Linked DNA regions of Homo sapiens: region 1 is linked to region 2. A link is a loop called in an ENCODE intact Hi-C map of the cell type or tissue named here. Cell type or tissue: dorsolateral prefrontal cortex. All regions are shown on one strand.

The links. Peaks named below come from ENCODE experiments on the same cell type or tissue, not always from the same donor. Only the 100,000 strongest peaks of a DNase experiment are listed, where the experiment ranks them.
Region 1: a loop joins it to region 2, with 4 times the contacts of the local background. A loop is called at or near these places in 2 of 110 quality-filtered maps.

Annotation. Positions count from the first base shown.
Region 1 is chr14:90,017,046-90,025,045 of GRCh38, reverse strand. TDP1 (tyrosyl-DNA phosphodiesterase 1) reads right to left here. Exons shown (of 17, transcript NM_018319.4): 15 at 5,628-5,730. Among named protein-coding and RNA genes, the nearest start is that of KCNK13, 41 kb to the left of the region's middle. In dorsolateral prefrontal cortex, no CTCF peak of the experiment used is centred here; a DNase peak (open chromatin) is centred at 4,339; H3K27ac peaks cover 1,867 bases.
Region 2 is chr14:89,968,953-89,976,952 of GRCh38, reverse strand. It overlaps TDP1 (tyrosyl-DNA phosphodiesterase 1), which reads right to left. Exons shown (of 17, transcript NM_018319.4): 6 at 5,682-5,778; 7 at 1,138-1,172. Among named protein-coding and RNA genes, the nearest start is that of TDP1, 17 kb to the right of the region's middle. In dorsolateral prefrontal cortex, CTCF peaks have their summits at 3,342 and 3,544 (motif pointing left); a DNase peak (open chromatin) is centred at 3,512.

The DNA of each region.
Region 1 (8,000 bases), 48 kb before region 2:
CTGGCTGCTGATACCTCAGACATGTGGGTGGTGCGGACACAGAGTTCTACCCAAGAGATATGAAGGAGGGCTGATCTCAAGGAAGTAAATTCTGGATGATGTCCAGTCTGAAGGATGTCTAAAAAATTCTGTATTAAGTAAGTCTATTTGGCAAACATGAAGCCAAAAACACTAAAAGGCATGTCTTGCTGGTACTGAACAGGGAAACCTAAAAAAAGATATTAACTCCTGGCCTCATTTTATGATAAACTGCATTCTTGTCAGTAAACATTTTAGGATTATGATACAGAAATCTTTAAGATATTTATTAAATTAATTTATAGGGATTGGCATTTGTAAGTACTGCAGTGGACTCCTAAGCGTATGTGTATTTTAATTTCAAGACAGCTACAGATGAGCTATTCCATACTGCAAATTGCTTTACAACACAGTTTGTGAACATATTTAAGCACCTACTGCACACAATACCCACTGGACCAAAATCACAGTCTCCATACTGTTTCACACACTTCTCACATTGTTCGGTATGGATCAACTTAAAGGAAACAACTTCAACTAACAGACACTTAGGAAAAGCCTCCCACATGACCCATTCAGCTCACTCTGGTCCAGGAGACAAGAGTCAAAGGTCACAATGCAAGGTGGGATATGTGCTGAGCCCCAGGTTCTAGAAAGTTGTGGATGCAGAGGAGGGGTGCCTGGAGTGGAGACAGGTGCAGCAGGCAGAGGTGGGGCGTAAAGGTGTCATTCTCAGTACAGATTATGGCTGGCTAGCAGGGTGGACCTGGCTCGTAGTGAGAGCCATGAGTTCTGCACAGCATAAACAGTAAGTACCAGGAACGAGAGGTTAGGAGTCGGAGCACGAAGGGGAAAAGAAGCCCTGCTAAGGAGGCTGGATTCTACCTTACAGGATCTCCAGCAGGTAACAAAACCAGATCTGTGGTCTACAAGGCCCATTCCCACAGTGGACTGAGGAGTAGCATAGATGTGGCCCAGGGAGGTGAAGTGGGGGCCATGGCAGTAACAGCTGATTCGCCCAGCATGTGATGTTGCGGGGGTGTTCAGAGGGAACAGATTATCAAGAAGCATTAAGGAGTGAGAAATGACAAGATCTTTTGGGAGGCTGAGAAGGATCACTTGAGCCCAGCAGTTCAAGACCAGTCTGGGCAACATGGCAAGACCGCATCTCTACAGAAAAATTAACAAGTCAGCTGGGTGTAGTGGCACACACTTGTAGTCCCAGCTACTCAGGAGGCTGAAGTGGGAGGACTGCTTGAGCCTGGTGGAGACTGCAGCTCTGTACTCCAGCCTGGGCGGCAGAGCAAGAGCCTGTCTCAAAGGAAAAAAAAAGAAAAGACGTGCCAAGAGAGTGAGGTGAATAGTAACAGTGACTCATTAATAATCAGGTTTGTTAAACAGTGTGGTTTACATGGCTAAGATGATGATTTTGATAATACATGCAATGTGCTATATCCTCAAGTACCTTTTAAATAGTATAAATCATAATCCTAATTTCAGAATTATATTTTGTAAGATTCAAATTCTCTGAAAACTGGCCTAAGACCACTAGCCCTGCTTAAAAAACTGATGCCTTTCTACTATCCACGTGGAACCAAGGCCAGTGGTGTGTTCTGTTCTCCAGTCTCCTTCAGATTGGAATTCCAAGCCTCTCATACCCACGCCCCATCCCCATTCCAAGCACACAGAACTGTTTGCTCTTTCCCAAACACAGCCTGCACTATTATCTCTGTCTGGAAGCCTCCTCTTCCCTGACAGCAGTTAAGCTCATACTCCTTTCTCAAGAGTGAGATCGAATGCCACCTCCTTAACAAAGCCTTTCCCAAGCCCCCCGGGCAGACCACATGGTCCCTCTTCTCAGAGCCCCTGTATTTTGAATGCCCCACACCCTAGTTGTTGTCATATATTGTAATCACCAGTGTCTGTTTCCTCAGCTTATCCATGCGTTACCAGAGAACGAAGCCTCCACTTCATCCTTTATTCTCTTCGCAGGGGCCTGGAAGACAGCAGGCACAGGGTATGTGTGGGACTGAAGTGAGTATGGAGGTGGGTAGTCCCAGGCCACTGGAACGTCCAGGTAGGAGCCTGGGGTATGCTTTGAGGAGGGAACCGTCGGGCTGTTCCGTTGGACAGCCTCTCCTTCACAAGTTAAGCATCTCACTCCTGTGCACGTATAAACTCAGCGAAACGACAAACTACCTCATGGCACAAATCTCTGGGTCATCCTCAAGGTCAAAACCATCAATGTTAATTTTGTGAAGGCCAAGCAAAGGTCTACTTTTTTTCCAGAAGCTTCACATATCAGTAGACAACATAGATGTTGTGATATAAGCACTTTAAGATAAAGTCTCCTATATCAAAATAACCCAACAACCCTTTTTACAGACTGACAAGACGCACATCAACTCACTTATGGGTGAAACCCCTTGGTAGTATCTACCCCTTAGGGTGACTTCCTCGCTCACATCCATCCTCCCTTCTCTGGAAACAGGCTCTTTCTCCGGGAATGGAGCTGGGAGAGTCCTGAGTCATGGAAGGCAGATCTAGGCCTGAGGTGTCACTGGGATGCGGACTGGCCAGCACCTGGGCTGCAGAGCCATGCTAGCTGCAGAACCCAGGGAGAAGGGCCGCTGCTGAGTCCCCTAAGAGGGCCTGGGCCCGTTGCTCCCAAGTCTCAGCTACTCAGCAACTCCTCTGATCCCATGACATCCCCCCAGCATCTTTTCAGTAAACTCCTTCCATCTGTGGGCTTCTGTGGGCACAAATTGGTTTCTGTAATGCACAACAAAGTCCTCTGGCTCTGCTCACTCAGGTAGGCACCTCCCTCAGATCTCAGCACCCAGCTCTCACCCAGGAAGGATGTCTCTGTCTCATTGCTTAGGTGTATCAGGTGGCCATCTGACTCTATGACCACCCTGCCCAACTAGCCTATGAGCTCCCTGGGAGGGGAAGGGTAAAGCCATTCTGTGTACCGTCCACAATGCCTGATTAGAGCACTCTGCCCAAGTCATTTGTGATTCACTGAAGGACACAGCCCAACCAAAGGGACAATGACTAATGACAAGATAGGTATAGTGAGTGGGGCCTCACCAGGGTCATGACGGAAGCCTGCTGGAAAGCACTGTTCCAGGCTCTGTTTTTTGAGATGTGCTAACAAACTCTTGGAAAATCTGTTACAATCTTAGACTGTTAATTACATCGTCACCCTAATTGGTGCCTAGCTCTTGAATCAGTTGGCATAGTCTAGAAGGGGTGGAATCTGTTTTATATTCTTGTCTGATGGTCTTTATAAATAATGCAATCTCTATTTTACCTGGAATGTGCTATAATGGGGCTCTTTCTTATTCCAAAATATAGAAGAGCCCCCCTATAAGGTCGGTTTAGGGATTCCAAATGATTATTTCTTTTTCTCTATTAGCCTTCATTAATGGATAGTCAGAGAAAGAATATCTGGGGTAAAAAATGAATAGCTCAGAAGGGTTTAGAGGACCTGGAAGGGCAATACATTTCTTCCTATTAGCATTTTCATGATCAGCATTTTCATGGTCAGAACAGTTACAAAGGACCAGACTTTTGTAAATGCTGACAACAGAAGCCAAACAGGAGTGATGTGGAATTTATTCCATTACTTATTATTGGGAGAGAACTCCAGCCACAGTTATTATAAAAGCCACAGTCACTATAATCACACCTCCTAGTGATGTGACTTCATTGTTTCCCACAAGCTGTATGATAAAGCTGAAATCTTATAACTAAAAGAGGTTAGTTACATAGTTTTGTAGTGAAACTGAGACAGAAAGAGAAAGAATGGATAGACTGGTGAGAAGAGGAGAGAGAAAGGGAGAAAAGAGCTCTTCACCTGAGCACGGTGTGAGAAACAGTGAACGACGCTGGGGTGGGCTGGGAAGGTGGGTGCTCTCCAGCGTGCCTTAAGACTGGATTAAGCAGTGGCACACACCTGTAATCCCAGCACTTTGGGAGGCTGAGGCAGGCAGATCGCTTGAGGCCAGGAGTTGGAGACTTGGCCAACATGGTGAAACCCCGTCTCTACTAAAAATACAAAAATTAGCTGGACGTGGTGGCAGGCGCCTGTAGTCCCATCTACTAGGGAGGCTGATGCAGGAAAATCACTTGAACCCTGGAGGTGGAGGTTGCAGTGAGCCGAGATCATGCCACTGCACTCCAGCCTGGGCGACAGAGCGAGACTCTGTCTAAAAAAAAAAAAAAGACTGGATTAGTCCAGATTGAAGTCTGAGGACAAGCACACACCAACCCCTCAGCTAAATCATCTGGTCCAGTTGGTGTTGTCCACAATGGAGCTTTGTCATGTGTGTTTGTCATAAATTCAACTATAGCCAGTGAGGAGGGCAGGGGAGGGAGGGAGGAAGGAAGGCGGGGAGGGAGGGAGGGACAAAGGCAGGCAGGGAGGGAGGGAGGGAGGGAGGGAAGGAAGGAAGGGAGGGAGGGAGGGAAGGAAGGAAGGGAGGGAGGGAAGGAAGGGAGGGAGGGAGGGAGGGACGGAAGGGAGGGAGGGAGGGAGGGAGGGAGGGAAGGAAAAAGCATTAGCCATCTGATCATGTGGGCAAAGCATTAGCCATCTCATCGTGTGGGCGATTCTGAGTGTGTGCCCACAGTGACAGGAAGGAAGGAAGGGAGGGAGGGAGGGAGGGAGGAAGGGAGGAAGGAAGGAAAAAGCATTAGCCATCTCATTGTGTGGGCGATTCTGTATTCTGTGTGTGTGTACCCACAGTGAGTATAAGGAGGTGACATGGGAGATCTCAGTCCATGTGCCTCTTATGGTGAGAATATCTCTCTGGGTCAAGCGTGATTCTAGCATTTAGAGAAACAGATGGCTTGTACACCCCAGCCCCTATGTGCAAGCCACTCCTTCTGGTGTTTGGACACAGCCACTCTTTCTGGTGTTTGGACACAGAAATCTCAAGTGGCTCCAGAGCTAGGAGACAAGCTGGCTGTGCTGGACATCTCGAAAGACCAGTTCGACACGGTGCTTTTCCAGGGGGCTTACTGGGCCAGAAGCACATGTCCTTTGTGCCACCCCACTGGCCCCGCCCAGCCAAACTCTAGCCGATGATGTGAACCAATCTCTGCTTCCCAGTTTGTGCTACTACCAATTCCTTTCCAACGTTGATGCCATTCCCACCTCTCTCTATACAGCCTACATCCTAAGCATCTTTCAAATACTCTGCCAAGCTCTCCTGCTTCCCAACTTCATCCTCCAGTCACCCCTACCTAAAACAACTTGTGCTTGATTGGGCCATTCCTTTGGTGACTTGTCATCTACCACCTCGAGATAAATCTTCACATTGTAGTTCACAATATTTATTTTAAATGTTATTAATTTCGCTGGAAGCACACAGTCAATTCCTAATCAAGTACATGCCTTGAAAGCAGGTATCCCACTGCACCCAGACTGGTGAGTGTTCAGTAAGCTCAGAGGTACAGACCAGCGGTTAAGAGTGCAGGCTCTGGGTAAGAATCCCGACTGTTTCCTGCCTACCTTAGGCAAGCTGTTGTGACTAAAGGAAGAGAACACAAAGCCCAATTCATCTCCCATGTGACCCACTGTGCAGTTGGAAGTGTAAACTTACAAATGCTGAAGGGAGGAAAAGGACCCCGAGCTCGTAGGAGCGGATCATCAGCTGGGTGCCATTCTTCTCCAATGCTCCCCAGGCAGCCTTGGACAGATTTGCGCTGCAGAGACAAGGACACAGATAGGGCTGACTCAGGGAGGCATCTCAGTGTGGGTCAAACTTCCACAGCTGCAAGAGCACCGGTCAAAAAAATATATAGCTGCAATCACATTCATTCATTTTCTAGCAGAGTTGCTGCATTTTTGAAAAGAGAATTTAAAATCTGCTGTTCTCTAATCCTCGAGATTTATCTAATTGCTAATTTGGGATAGTTTCACCCTCATCTGCATTTTCCTGAGGGCAGCTATTAAAATAATTATCTTTCCTTAGATTTTATTTTTTTCGTTCTAAAGCCCCTTTTCTTTTCACGATCCTGGAGTAGCCAGGATTTCTGGTTTTGTTGTACATAAAACTAGCATTTAAGAAGAAAGTTAATATTATCTTATGTAGTAGTATCTTAAGCTTCATATTTCCTTTTTCAGTTTTTTTGCCAGGTAGTGCTAATTTCTACTTTCAATGTGAAGAAAACAGCTCTGAGGGCAAAGACTGTTATTTGTATCTAGAGATAAATGGTACATTCAGAATGATGTTTTATATGTTCAAAGAGTTGTGGCTAAAAAAATCATGGTACAAGCCAGGCATGGTGGCTCACTCCTGTAATCCCAGCATTTTGGGAGGCCGAGGCGGGCGGACCACTTGAACCCAGGACCAGCCTGGGAAAGATGGCAAAACCACATTTCTAAAAAACATTAGCCAGGCATGGTGACGCGAACCTACAGTCCTAGCTACTTGGAAGGCTGCGGTGGGAGGATCGCTTGAGCCTGGGAGGTGGAGGTTGCAGCAAGCAAAAACTACACCACCACACTCCAGTCTGGATGACAATTAAAACCTCGTCTCAAGAAAAAGAAAAAAAATCAAGCTGCAGCAGGACAAAGGAGACTGGACACTGAACTTGCAAGAGGTGCCAAGGTGCATATTAAGGTGCTCAGGAATGGAGACCACTAAGCTCTGAGGCGTCTTCAGAGACTCTTTTTATAAGCGAATGTGGCAGAGACTAACATAAACCCACCATAAACATTTTTTCAGTTAGGCTCACCCAAGTTCTATTTCATTTTTAAAACATATAAACCTCAGCTATTCAGAAAACTCTTTAGAGCCTGACTTTGTGGATGACTGTGACTATTTCGAGATTCACTCACTGGTGCACCAAGTATGTTTTCTGAGCTATGTGCTGGAACTATTGTCTGCTGGAATTGGAGAGTCAAACAAAAACAACGACCAAGTAAGATAAAAAAAAAAAAAAAAGTTTGTTAAGGGTTCTATGGGAACAGAGAAAGAAGAATGTGGAAATCAGAGCTAAGGAAAACTCTTGAAGCGATTAGGCTGACTTAAGCAAATAGAGCATTATTTACAAGCTTTCCTGGCTTCCTAAATGAACCATATTGAGGACAGGAAACCTTTGCACAAGGACCACAATCATGAACATCACTGTCTATAACGTCGTTGAGACATAAAGTGAAGAGGAAGCTGATGTTTATGATAAACTGGTATTATGATTCTAGGAAAAAAACTTTTTTTAAAAGTCCAAGATGACATCTTGCTTTTAGGTCTTTCACCTGTTAGTAAAACAGGTCATCTCCTGGGCGAAGAGGAAAGTCTAACGGCAAAACCAACCAGTGGGTCTGAGGTGTTTTTCTCAGTTTTTAGATGATCGCTTTCTGGCCAACTCTTGACTATCAGTATCATGACAACAAAGACGGGAGGTATCTTCTGGAAGGCTGTTCTCATTCTTTCCCCATGAGTTGTGTTTTCTTAGCATTCCAAGATTTGAGGGCTTATTCCAAAGTAATGTTCAACAGAGATCACAAGGACAGCCTTTCAGATGGCTTCCTCCAATCCCTCCTTTTATTTGGCTTGTAACAGATTTCTAAGCATTTGGAACCTTAGAAACTCTACTGTGAACACTGAGAGCCTGAAAGTCACTTGCAGGTTGTCTAGGTGATAAATCAACATTCCCTGAGATATCATCTTTAATAACTTTTTACATTCTGGGTTAATACTTTGAATCACGGGCACCTGGGGCAGCCAGGAAGATGGGGTATTTCCAAACTCTTGTGGGGTTGGGAGGCAGGGAGGGTGGGGGGAGTGTGTGTGTGTGCGTGCACACACACGCCCGTCATGTACAGCAAAAGCACTATGTCTTTCATGAGGCACAGCGACACCACAGGGGTCTCTTGCTCCCACAACTCCAAAGAGTTCTAGCTTCTGTTCTCCACATGGAATCCATTGTCCACTGCCTGTCCTGGCTTCTGTTGAAAACTCGTTTTCACC
Region 2 (8,000 bases):
CGAACTCCTGATCTCAAATAATCCACCCACCTTGGCCTCCCAAAGTGCTGGGATTACAGGCATGAGCCACAGCGCCCAGCCTCCTAGGCATTTTAAACTCTGAATTAAGAGCTCTTGGCCAGGCATGGTAGCTCACACCTGTAATCCCAACACTTGGGGAGGCAGAGGAGGGTGGATCACCTGAGGTCAGGAGTTTGAGACCAGCCTGGCAAACATGGTGAAACCCCGTCTCTAATAAAAATATAAAAGTTAGCCAGGTGTGGTGGCAGTGGCCTGTAACCCCAGCTACTTGGGAGGCTGAGGCAGGAGAATCGTTTGAACCCAGGAGATGGAGGTTGCAGTGAGCCAAGATTGTGCCACTGCACTCCAGGCTGGGCAACAGAGCGAGACTCTGTCTAAAAAAAAAAAAAAAAAAAAAAAAAAAAGAGCTCTGTTGAGTTTAACCTGCAAAGTATGTGTGTAGGAGCGAGGGGGTAGTGGTGAATGGACCAAAGGAAATAATAAGGTAAATTTTAGCAATGAGCAAACAAGAACAAATTTAAAGCTAAAGTTAATGCCAGCACAGGGGCTCATGCCTGTAATCCCAGCACTTTGAGAGGCTAAGGCAGGAGGTCTGTTTGAGTCCAGGAGTTCGAGATCAGCCTGGGTCACAAAGTGAGACCCCTGTCTCTACAAAAAAATTAGCCAGGCATGGTGGCGTGTGCCTGTAGTCCCAGCTGCTCGGGAGGCTGAGGTGGGAGGATTGCTTAAGCCCAGGAGTTGGAGGCTGCAGTGAGCTGTGATCATGCCACTGCACTCCAGTCTGGGCAACAGAGTGAGACCACATCTTGAAAAATTGTGTGTATATATTAATTAAAGTTAGAATAAATAGGTTCTATTCCTGTCTCCACTACTGGCCCAAGGAAAAATCACATACCTAAACCTGGGCCTCAGTTTCCTGATCTATAAAATTAAAAGGAAAGACCAAATAATTTTTATAAGAGCATTAAATAAAAGAATAGCTCCCCCAGGCTCAGTTAAGCATCGCTGTGCTAGATCCTAGGTGGGCCTACCATGCTCAGTCTCTCCTAAGAATAACCGTGTAATGGACAAATGACAATGCTTGAGGGGTTCCCCTATTTCACAAAAAGTGCTTACGTGTGGTGTGTTCCAAACGCAATATCCAACTTTGCCTAGGATGAAAAAGAAGTCATTTATTTAAAAACAACTCACTAATATCCATATCTACTGGAAATTACATTAGAAAGCAATCAGGTCAACTTTTTTTTTTAAAACTATTTTTACTGATCTCTACCAGGCAAGCCCTTGAATAACAAGACAGCTTTTATAATAGCATCTGGGGACGCTCATTAAAAAAAAAAAAAAAAAAAACACAAATTTTGTTACCCAGAATGATTATACACTACAGAATATATACTACATTTTTAATTACAGTAATTAGGACTGAGAAGCCTAAATTCTTTAGTTGACAAAAAACTAGTAAAACAAGTGAGTCTCTATGCAAAGTTTTAGATATTTGGCTTATACAGAAATTAATGGTACACAGTTTTCAGAGCATATTTAAAAGAAACACTGAAGGCCAGGTGCGGTGGCTCACGCCTGTAATCCCAGCACTTTGGGAGGCTGAGGCGGGCACATCACGAAGTCAGGAGATGGAGACCATCCTGGCTAACGCAGTGGAACCCCGTTTCTACTAAAAATATGAAAAAATTTGCCAGGCGTGGTGGCCAGCGCCTGTAGTCCCAGCTACTTAGGAGGCTGAGGCAGGAGAATGGCGTGAACCCAGGAGGCAGAGCTTGCAGTGAGCTGAGATAGCGCCACTGCACTCCAGCCTGGGTGACAGAGCGAGACTCCGTCTCCAAAAACAAAAAAAGAAACACTGAAAGTGGTGGCAACATAAAGACTTAGGATGTTAAATTAAAATAGAAATGTTCTTATATTAGCATAGCAAGTGCTGAAAATAAAAACATATGAAATCCATTTTCATGTTATAAAATGACACCTTTACAAACTAATGGAGGGTATGTATATAGAAAACATGTTATCTAATACCCACTAATGCCAGATCTTGGTTAAGCAGAATATGTCACAAGATGCAGATTATGAAAGAGTTTAAATAACCGTAAAAGTTTCACAATTAGGAACGCAGTACATGGGCTCAAATCCTGCCTTCACAACTTTGTATGACTCTGGAAAATACATCTAACTCTATGCCTCAGCTTTCTCCTCTTTAAAACGGTACCATTCTGAGATCCAGAGTTGTCAGGAACGAGATCACATATGTAAAATGCTGAGCAACGGGGGCCTGCATGCAATAGGCACTCTATAATCGTGGCAATCACTACTGCAACCTCTCCCCACTACCTACCCCAGCCTCCTTACCACATGACATGGGTGAAACTTTGCTGGGGGCAGTAATGGGCGACTGGAATACACAGGTGAGTTACAACACAGCTCCTGTTTGGAATGGAGATGCTCACAGACCAGCATGCATCTGTGCATTCTGGCCACAGAAGAAAGTGCAGGGAACTCTATTTCATGTTTTCAAAATTACCAAATGAGAAGGAAGACTGCCACTCTATAAACTGATATTTAGCTGAGAAAGAACAATGGTCAAGAGACCTGGCTTTTGTTTCGTTTGCTAAAAGTTACATGCTTCTGGGTAAGTCTAAGCACAAAAAACAAGGATAATAGCTTCAATAGATATTGTTTACTGGGTGCTGTTTTTGGGCTAGTGCACCAAGTCCTTTAGTAAACTCTAGGATGAACAGCATTAGCAATCAATTTCAAAGATAAAGAAATTAGGTGACAAGCCAGTGACAAGCCCAGAATAAGTGTTGTAGACTAAACACTTCTGTCCCCCACCAAATTCATATGTTGAAGCCCCAACTTCCAATGTGACTATTTGCAGAGAGGGACTTTATGGAGGTAATTAAGGTTAAATGAGGTCATAAGGGTGGGATCCTGATCCAACAGGACTGCTGTCCTTATACAAGAGCTACCAGACAGCCTATGTGTCTGTCTTCCTCCCTCTCCCTCATGAGGACACCGTGAGAACGTGGCCATCTATAAGCTGGCAAGAGAGCCCTCACCTGGAACTGAACTGACTGGCACCTTGATCCTGAATTCCCAGCTTCCAGAACTGTGAGAAATAAGTGTCTGTTGTTTCAGCGACCCAAGTCCAAGAAAAGTCACCCAGGTAATTTTGTTATAGCACCCAAGCAGACTAATACACACACGTAGAGCCGGGACTGAGCCCAGGCAATGTGACTCTGACCACCACAAGGTCTCAATGTCTGCCCTTAGGTCCCACATTTGCAAAATGGGAGAGGGTCAGCAGCCACCGATTCTCTGACTAATGTGTCTCAGTTTCAATGACTCACGTTGCTAGAAAAAGACTTTATCTTACAGACAAGGTATAAAGGTGCTTCAAGAGATCAGGAGGACACAATCCTGTACGTCAGCCTAGAGTTGGGAGCTTCTTCACAGCTCTTTCCAAGAGGTTTGGAAGAAGTGGCTCACTATGCCCTCTGGTGGCCAGCCTGGAACACACTATCAAGCACAGGAACCACTCTCCTAAACGAGCACAGGTAGGTAATATTTGAAAAAGACTTTATTTCCATTCATTTAGTCACTGGTTTTCAGGATTTCTGTGTCAGTTTACTTTCTGCCCACTATAAGGTTTGATGGGAGCTATCCTACTGCAGTATAACCTCTTATGTTGCTGGAAATAGAAGCAAAACAATGGAATTTTGGCAACTGCGAAGCAAAGGCACATCTATGGGCATGAGATGAGCCCATGTTGGATAGAAGGCATTTTTAAAATGACAACTCTATAAAGTGCAGTGGGTTAAATCATAAGGAAAATGTTGTGAGGTATGTTTAAACTAACAAGATTGAGCTCTTGTACTGTATTAATCTTAAAAAAATACAAAGATATCATATATAGTTGGAAAAAGAGTGATACAATATGAGTTGGAATTCTTACATCTTTGTGGATGGGGAAAAAAGACACTAGAAGGAAAATGAGAAAAAAAATCCAGAAAGGATGTAATTCACTCTGTCTCTGTACTTGCAGAGCAGAAATCTTTTGCCAATTTCACTAAGCTAACGATAAGGAAAGAAAAGGGCTATAAAAAGCATCTTTCGTGTTTTCTCATAACAAACGAATACAGCCAAAAGAAATAGGAAAAGGTGACTATTACACCAGCTACTTCATAATCACCATTTCTATAGGAAGTAGTTATCATAAATGTGAGAAATTCTTCTGTATTCCTTGTTTTCCTTTCTACTTTGCATGTTTCTTGCTCAAAATGCGCCACGTGTAATAGAAGATCTTTTTAGATGATGAGTCTAAAGAAATGGATCCTAATGAAAGTCCAAGACTCACTGGCCACATTGTATGCTAACTGCAAAGTATTAGGACAAAATTATGGGAATATATAAAGAAACTGGGCAATAACCGTTTCTTGGCCTTTGATATGGTTTGGGTCTATGTCCCCACCCAAATCTCATCTCAAATTATAATCCCCAATGTTGGAGGAGGGGCCTGGTAGGAGGTGATTGGATCATGGGGGTGGACTTCCTCCTTGCTGTTCTCGTGATAGAGAGTTCTCATGATATCTGGTTGTTTGATAAAAGTGTGTAGCTCTTCCCCCTCTCTTCCCTCTTGCTCCGGCCAAGTAAGATGTGCCTGCTTCCTCTTCACCTTCTGTCACAATTGAAAGTTTCCTGAGGCCTCCTCAGCCATGCTTCATGTACAGCCTGCAGAACCGTGAGCCAATTAAGCCCCTCTTCTTTATAAATTACCCAGTCTCAGGTATGTCTTCATAGCGGTGCAAGAACAAACTAACATAGCTTTCTTTTCTGCTTTGCTTTGGTCCTAGCAAACCAAGTGGATATGCCTGTTACAAGACCACTTAATGTCTCCACATTGGACTTAGATCATACACAGCATACGACTCACATAGTTTCCTAACAGTTTTTTAATCTATGGGTCTCTCCTGTTTAGACCTTAGATGCAACTCATGTGAAAAAAAAAGAACTACAGTTGAAGGACTACCGTTGAAGTGTCAATGGCAGCTAATATAAGTTACATAAGGTGTCACAAAAAACTACAAGTTTTAAGTTGCACTCACAGGATACTCACAAAAAGAAACCCACAGCCACTGAACTACATCCAGAGGACCTATTCAGTGTTGAAACCCAGGTTTCAACAGGCATACTGACAAGCTACATGCAACCAGGGGAGCACTAGCAGGTTGCGGAAAGACTCAGAATCCATACTACATTGAGTAAAACTGAAGAAAGAGAATGTTTGAATTAAAGAGAGAAAACGAAGGGAGACAGGACAGATCACTTTAGATATATGAATCACTGACATGTGTAAGATGAAAGACTTACTTATTCTGTGTGGCTCCAGAAGGGGAAAATTAAGACCAATGAGTAGAAATTAGTAAGAAGACTTCAGGCCCACAAAAAGAAAAACCTTTCCAACCCTGAGGAGTACTATGAATGGGATGCTCTATCTCAGGAAGTGTTTAAGCTGAGGCTAGACAAATATCTATTGATGACTGATGCTGGAGAGAGGATTTCTGCACTAAGTGAGAGGGTGGACTAAATGTCTAAGTTTCCTTCTAACTCAGACTACGCGTGCTCTCCAACGGCAGTAAGTGGCTTACCTGGCAGAGAGAGATGTTCTCGTAAGGCTTGGCCTGGGCATGGAGGTGAGCCTTAGCCTCTCGCTTATCACCATGCACAAGCAGGATTGGCTTCTTCCTAAAAAGAGAGCATTAGTATTTAATATACATCATTCATGGCCAGGCTCAGTGGCTCACACCTGTAATCCCGGCACCTTGGGAGGCCGAGGCAGGTGGACTACCTGAGGTCAGGAGTTCGAGACCAGACTGGCCAACATGGTGAAACCCCGTCTCTACTAATACAAAAATTAGACAAGGCATGGTTGTGCGTGCCTGTAATCCCAGCTACTCTGGGGCTGAGGCATGAGAATCGCTTGAACCTGGGAGGTGAAGGTTGCAGTGAGCCGAGATTGAGCCACTGCACTCCAGCCTGGGTGCCAGAGCAAGACTCTGTCTCAAAAATAAATAAATAAATAAATAAATTAATTAAAATACATCATTCATGAAGCTGGACTCGCCTCATTAAGGAATGCTAGCTTCCTTATCACTCGATATGTTTCCGGCCTTTGTAGTTGAATGAAGACAGGGCTAACACAGAGCAGTGAAAAGCTAATGTTCATTTACCAGATACCTTTATAATGGGGCTACATGGCCTGATTCTGCAGCTCTGTTGTAATACAGAGGGGTAATGACTCAAGAAAGTCCTTGAATAATTATCTTCTTTGGCCCAAAACGGCACATAAGTAGTTCTGTGTTAAAATATTTAAGTCCAAATAAATTAAAGATATATAATAATTATTATATAATATAGTGCTTTTTGCTTTTTCTTTTGGACCACACGGTGGATTCATTTCACACCACATCTATATTCACCAAACTCCTCCTGTGTGCTATGTACTGAGCTAGACCCAGGATACAACAGAGAACAGGCCCAGGCCAGGCCCACAGCATGACGCAGCTTCACTAATGGGTGGTTAGATTTCAATGAAACAGAGCCCAAGCTACGTTGAAAATGCTATATTTTTGAATTCCAAATATAATATAAAAACACTCTTCAAGAATACATTAAAAAGGCTTTTGAGGGATTCTTGTTCTGATTAACTCAAAGCAAGATAATCCTTAGAAATAAGTATATTTCGGCCAGGCGCGGTGGCTCACGCCTGTAATCCCAGCACTTTGGGAGGCCGAGGCGGGCAGATCACGAGGTCAGGAGATCGAGACCATCCCGGCTAAAACGGTGAAACCCCGTCTCTACTAAAAATACAAAAAATTAGCCGGGCGTAGTGGCGGGCGCCTGTAGTCCCAGCTACTTGGGAGGCTGAGGCAGGAGAATGGCGTGAACCCGGGAGGCGGAGCTTGCAGTGAGCCGAGATCCCGCCACTGCACTCCAGCCTGGGCGACAGAGCGAGACTCCGCCTCAAAAAAAAAAAAAAAAAAGAAATAAGTATATTTCTACAAGCTCTCCCAACACAACAAAAATTGGATATAAGCAATCAAGAAAGATAAACAACCGACCCACTTCCACATTTATCAATCACACTGCAGAATGATTCTCTACCATTCACAAAGGAACAACAATCAACTAGAGAGAAACATCTATTTCCAGTACTAATACCTCACTACCTCTTGCCCAATAGCTTTATTCTAACATGACAGGTAAAATGAAACTATGAAACACGCACCTGTGATTTTTAGAAATTAGGTAAGAAAAACAGAATAATGTAAGAAACACACGTGCATCTAGCACCTAGAAATAAAAAATGTTAGATCAAGTCATGTTATTAAAAAGATTAAATATGACTGATAGAAACTGAAGTCCTCATTAATTCTTTCAAATTTATTGGTTCTACGACTTATTACAAAAAGATGGCACCTGAACAATAGCATACTGAGGTATAAATCCTTATGATCTGAATTTTTCTACATACAAATTCTGGATGTTACTTAAACTTACCATTTAGGTCACTCCTCATCCTTCTAAGGCTCGTAATAGCCTTCCCAAGATGCATTTGGCAATAAGGGGATGCAGGGAGAAGGAGGACACTTTCGTCCCTTTAGTTACTGAGAGTCCAGTGGATACTGTATTAGTGTGCCAGGGCCTCCAAAACAAAGCACCACAAACTGGGAGGCTTAGACAACAGCAATATATTGTCTCACAGGTCTGGAGGCGAGAAGTCCAAGATCAAGGTGCTGGCAGGATTGGTTCCTGAGGCTGTGAGGCACATCTGTTCCAAGCCTCTCTCCCAGCTTCTAGGAGCTTGGCTTGTAAATGGCGTTCTGTGTCTTTACATGGTCTTATCTCTGTCTCTGCACCCAAATTTCTCTTTTTATAAGGACACTAGTCATACTGGATTAATGTCC